2 separate regions of the Homo sapiens genome follow, and region 1 is linked to region 2. A link is a loop called in an ENCODE intact Hi-C map of the cell type or tissue named here. Cell type or tissue: transverse colon. All regions are shown on one strand. Each heading gives the region's core, and the rest is flanking DNA. Links, peaks and the distances in the headings are about the cores only. Region 1 overlaps CACNA1C (calcium voltage-gated channel subunit alpha1 C). Region 2 overlaps CACNA1C (calcium voltage-gated channel subunit alpha1 C).

Evidence for each region. Peaks named below come from ENCODE experiments on the same cell type or tissue, not always from the same donor. Only the 100,000 strongest peaks of a DNase experiment are listed, where the experiment ranks them.
Region 1: a loop joins it to region 2, with 11 times the contacts of the local background. A loop is called at or near these places in 2 of 110 quality-filtered maps.

The regions. Positions count from the first base shown.
Region 1 is chr12:2,430,590-2,433,503 of GRCh38, reverse strand. All of the region lies in intron 3 of CACNA1C (calcium voltage-gated channel subunit alpha1 C), which reads right to left. Among named protein-coding and RNA genes, the nearest start is that of CACNA1C-IT3, 160 kb to the right of the region's middle. In transverse colon, for the core only: no CTCF peak of the experiment used is centred there; a DNase peak (open chromatin) is centred at 1,543; H3K27ac peaks cover 2,500 bases.
Region 2 is chr12:2,489,289-2,492,202 of GRCh38, reverse strand. The region is part of intron 6 of CACNA1C (calcium voltage-gated channel subunit alpha1 C); the gene reads right to left. Among named protein-coding and RNA genes, the nearest start is that of CACNA1C-AS2, 180 kb to the left of the region's middle. In transverse colon, for the core only: no CTCF peak of the experiment used is centred there; no DNase peak of the experiment used is centred there.

The sequences.
Region 1 (2,914 bases), core at 130-2,629, 59 kb after region 2:
AATGCGTGAGTGAATGGGTGGATGAATGGATGGGTGGATAGATGAATGGAGGCAGAGAAGGGCTATTTATCAAAGCAGGCATGGGTCCAGGGCACTGCAGGGCTTCTATTGTCTTAGCCAAACCTCCCTCCTCTCTCCTGCACCTGGGCTTACCCAGGCTAAGACTGCTCCAGGTCTGCGGCCCCACAAGAGGGACTGCCCCTGAGTAGGACCACCTGTGGCCCCAAGCACATCAGCTACACCAGGATGGATGCCTCCTTGGCCTCTGTATGCCTTTCATCTCTGCTGCTCAGCTCTGCTTCCTGTGCTGAGATGGGCACAGGGCAGCATCTATACAGCCTCCTTAAAACCAACAGGCAAGGAAATAAAATACCCACCAGCAGCAGCCTGGACACCCTTACCATATGGTGCAGAGTCATCAGCACACACGTCAAACGCGTGGAACAGGAACCTCATTCCAGCAGCGAGGCTCCTCTGGCATGGGTTGCTGTGGAAGGGGACTGTCGCTGCCTAAGTGGCACAGGGTTAGTCTCTAAAGGAAGACTTCCCCTCATCACAGCCTCAGTGTCTGCTTTGTTTGCCCTCTTCAGTCTCCAATTCCTTCCTGGTGGTTCACCTGGAAGGCAGCAGAAGACTAACAGGCTTTGTGGTGCACAGCAAGCATTCTAGCTGGAAGGGATATGGAAGTTCATCTGGTCCAGGGCTTTAGTTGTTCAGATGAAGACAGTATAGCACAAAGAGGGGGAAGGACCTGCTCAAGGCCACAGAACCAAATACTATCAGTAATGTGGTAATGATGCTTATTTACACACTCCATTTTTTAAAAAGAAGATTGCACTTATGCCTTTTCTGATCCATCATCCAGAACAGATGATTGCACCATTATCTGGACTTGCACCTGTGTCTCCCAGGCCTGGCCTTGCTCCAACTCCCTTAGCCCCGGCCACTAATCCCCAAGGTAGCAAGAGAGTGGGGCAGGTGGGAGGAGAGGGTCAGACTCCCAGAGAAAAAGAAGCTGAACCCCAGAAAATCAAGTCCCTTTCCCCAGGTCAGTCAGAGGTAGGTCTTTGAGGCTGATGATCAGGATGGTCATCTCCCCTCTCCAGGCATTGAAAGCCCACCTGGCATCATGGTGAGCACCAGGGCACCAGCAATGCGAAGAACGTCACCCTCCATCCACTTCCTTTCTTGTAAGTAAGTGACTTTCATTCCCAATAACTGCTCCTGGCCTCTTTGCCGACCACATGCCCCCTAAAAGGGCTAACTCGCCTCTCCTCCAAATCAGGCTCTGCTCTGAAACTGTCTGACACCCATACTGAAGGCAGATCTAATTTAAAAAGTGTTTGCTGCAAGCTTTAAACTGTCATAATTTTGGCTTTTTTTTGTGGGTGTCTCCTTTCCCTTGTAAAAATGGGTCTGTTCTCCTTGCTGATCAGCACAATTATAATGATATAAAACAGAGTACAATAAAAGCTGGGGACCTGCCCTTAAAAGGGAAGTTGTGGGAAAAGTGATTCACGGCCTTATCCTCTGGTGACCTTGGCAGGGTTGGGCTGAGCCTTGAGTTGGTTCTCCCAGATGAATATGAATTTTGTGGTAGGTGAGGGAATGGGAATCTTGGGGTTTGGAACACCAGGGCTCACAGTGCCCAGGAGGTCCCTACATTGAAGACTCTTTACTGCAGAGCAATGCAATGGCAGCTGTACCTCCACCTGCTTGGGGGACTCCTCCATTGCCATAACATCAGGGGAATGAAGTAACTGGGCCTGAATCCCTCTCATACAGGCCAAACCCTTGACCCCTAGTTCTTGCTGCATGCCAGGTCCTGTGTTTAATGTTTTATGTAGATGATCTCACAACAACCCTGGGAGGTGGGTATCATCATTATTCTCATTTTACAGGGTTGGAACCAAGGTCTGCCTGGTACCAGGCTGGCGTCTTAACTATCATGTTCTACCGACCTCTCAGCACAGAGCACATTTGGATTACTGGATTCCATATTGCCTCTTATGTTTTTTCTCCCTCTGGAAACATAGCAAGGGCAAGGAGCAAGCTGTGGCAGTAAGAGCATCATCTTGGAAGCCAGGAATCTTGGGTTCTAATTTTAGTTTCATCATTATCAAGCTGGGTGACCTTGGGTAGGTGACACAGCCTCTGTGAGTCTGATTTTTCTCATCCACATAATGAAGACGTTGGAGTATATGAGTGGATCCCAAACTTCGGTTCTCCTACAACTACCTACAGATATTTTGGGGTACTGGTTAAAAATGCAGCCTCCTGGCCCCCACTCCAGACCTGCTAGGTCAGAAGATCCTGGGGAGGACCTGGGGATCTTGACTTCTAACAAGGTCCCCACTTCTGAAAAGCACCAGGGCCTGGGAACTACTGACCTAAGTGGCCCCATGGTTCCTTTCAGCTACAGGATTCACTGCTTCTCAAACATATCACCCTGCCCATGGCCACCCGTCAATGAAGGGAGCTCCCTCTGCCTGCAGGGCAGGAAGTGCAGAGCGGGTGAGGAGAGACAGAAGCTTTGCCTGAAGCCGCCCACAGAGAAGCCATGTGTGGCTGGGGTACTGGGACATGGAGTCAGCAGTGGGTGTGTTTCCTGGGTGGGAGGCTCAGGAACAGAGGAGAAACAGAGTGAGGCCAGGGTGCTCAATGCCATCAGCCTGTGGGGATTGGGCTCCATGGGCCCAGCTTCATGTTGAGGACTGCAGGGAACACAAAGGAAGGGCCTCCTATACACCTGGGGGAAGGAGACCTCCACATCCAGATCCTACAATGCCAGGAAGGAGTATACCAGTAAGCGGCATCTGAAGAACAGAGACCAGGGTGCTTGGGTTTACAGGGGAAAGGGGAAAGGAAGTGTTTACGGAGCACATACTCTGTGCCAGCATTGGGTCTCATACAT
Region 2 (2,914 bases), core at 169-2,668:
TGACTGATCTAAGAATTTCCATTATGGGAAAACACTGAGAAAGTCTTGGCTCTGGCTATGGAAGGTAACGGTGTGGAATTCACAAAAGTTTGTGAAATCAAGGACATTGTCCTGTCCTTAGACAAAGTAATGACAATAACAGACAGAAGAGACCCCAGTTCCAACAAATAAATGATTGCCTATAACAATGAAAATACACTTCCAAAGAGAGAGAGAGAGAGAGAGAGAGAGAGAGAGAGAATTTGCTTATAGTTCTTCATTTAGAGACAACAGATAACCCAGGATTATTTTCTGGTTTCATATATATCAAAACAATCGTAAGTGTGATTACTTTGCCTACGTTAGGCTGTGCATTGAACAGGACTGGCCGGTGGGCTGATTCTCAGTCGGTGGCTTTAAATCTGAAACTGTTCACTCCCAAGAGGAAGACCAGAAGAGAAATATTAATCCTTAAGTAAGAGATAATTCTTAGGAGAATAGAGTCTACTTGAAAATATATGCCCGATTGTGTCTTCCCAGCAGCAGTGGCAGCTCCTCCTCCTCCTCCTCTTCCTCCTCCTCCTCCTCCTTCTTCTCCTCTCCTCTCTTTCTCTCCCACTGACCCCATCAGCTTTATTGACTTATAATTTACATGCCTCCTCCTCTTCATTGTCATCATCACCTTCGTGGTCATCTTTGTGGCCTCCTCCTCCTCCTTGTTCTCTGTCAATTTCATTTCCTCTTCCTCCTCTGTCATTTCCTCCTCCTCCTCCTTTTCCTCCTCCTCCTTCTTCTCCTCTCCTCTCTTTCTCTCCCACTGACCCCATCAGCTTTATTGACTTATAATTTACATGCCTCAGAATTTATCAATGTAAATGTACATCTTAATTATTTTTAGTAAGTTTATATAGTCATGCAGCCATAACCACAATCCATTTTAAAGCACGGCCATCACTCCCTGAAACCCCCCTCGCCTGCTTGCAGTCAATCCTTCCTCCCATCCCCAGTCCCTGGCAACCTGATCTGCTTTGTGTCTCCATTGCTTTGCCTCCTCTAGAAATTTCATATAAATGGAATCACACACTATGAGGCTTTTTATGTCCATCTTCTTTCACTTAGCATAATGTTTTGAGTTTCATCCGTGCTGCTGCATATATCAGTAGGCTCTGTTCCTCTTTATTGCTGAGCAGTGTATTTCATTGTATGTTTATCCATTCACCAGCTGATGGACGTCTGGATTATTTCCAGGTTTGGGCTATTATGAATAATGCTGCTTCCTGGCTTATTCTTGGGCCAGTGCTTAAAGTTGTGTGTGAGTCCTGTGTTCGTTGATCAAGGTGCAAAGGTCTGCACTGCTGGTCCCTGAACTGCTAGAGAGACAGTATCCACACCATTTCCTTATTTCAGGGTCCAGCTCCCAGGAGGGCTCCATTAACGCAGCTGAAACAAGCAGTCCTCTAACTACAACTTTTTATGACTTTTAAAAATGTGAAATCTTTAGAGATTTGGATGTGATGCTACAAAAAAGGGGGAGGCTAAAATGTAAATCCTAAGCCTAAATAATACATGAAAAAGTGGATAATAAGCACCGAAAAATTTGGGAGCTGAGAGACTGGAAAACCAAGAGCCAATTAGATCATTAATTATGTTGGGTTGTCACCCATTCTAGTCATAGCTTTCTAGGGAGATGTGTTCAGTCACTGTGATAAAAGTACTGGAATGACAGCAGAGACGGGACAAAGAGAAAGGGTGAAAAAGTGAAGGGGAAGCTTGCATCTTTTTCTTGCATCTTTTTCTCATGTTTTGCTTTTTCGCAGAATAAAGATGAAGTTAATCTTTACATTGGGACCACTCATCTGACAGCATTCCCTGCACTCTCAGTTCCTGAAACATCACAAACAGGGAAGAGGAGAAGGCTGCCAAAGGGAATTCTGAGTGTCCTCGAGAAAGGAAAACATCTCTGGGGATTTTACGAATATCTGCGAAAAAGAAAATGGCATCAAGGGGAAGTGATCTCACTAATAAGAGAGAAAGGGATGAGATTCAGAAACATTATCTAAAGGTTTAGTGCCACTCTGCTATTTAAAATCCGATTTGAACAATAATGAAAAAGATTTGAGAACAATTAAGAAGCAGTGATGATCTGGTAAAAATAGGTATCTATAAAAAGCGCTAAAGCGAACACTTGAAAAAATGTGAACACACACAAATCAGCAGGTCCTAGCAACACACACTCTAGGGTGAGGAGAAATTTGCTTAAATGTAAAAATGTGTTAGTTTTCTTTTGCAGAGTCATGAAGTCCTGGGGAGGAAAGTGGGAACATGAAGTGGGAGACAGAAACAAAGCAATGCAGGTTCTACATTTTAAGACAGAAATGAAGAGAGGTAGAGTCATTCTGGAAAGTCCAAATTAAGTTTTCGGTAAAATAATGGAGGTGACGATTAGGAGAGAGTTAGAAACGCAGTTAATACCAACACAAACATGCAATCCTGGGAGAGCTCCAGTTAGTGATTCCAAGGAGAAATCACTGAAGACAAAAATCAATTACTTTTTTAAAACTCAACTTTAAGGAGTAAATAGAATGAAGATGATTTCATTTCTAGGTTTTAGCCAACCAGCTCTGTGCCAGTCTCAGGGGTAATTACTGTGATTGGGAAGCTATTCAGAGTGACCTGGCTCAGTGCACCATCAAACAGATGGGACAACCGGAAACAAAAGGTATCGGCATATGGTGATGTGTCTGTTGAGGAGCTGAGAAGGCGCCTTGCAGATGCCTCCGGGATTAGGGAAACGCCGCCTCTTCTGAGACCGCCTTCACCGGGGCTGCTCCCTGGAAGGGCAGTCTAGAGGTAGAACATGGCTCACCTGGACAATTCCATAACTTTCTTTATGGATTTTATTGGAAACATGGCTCAAAATCAAACGTATTTTGAA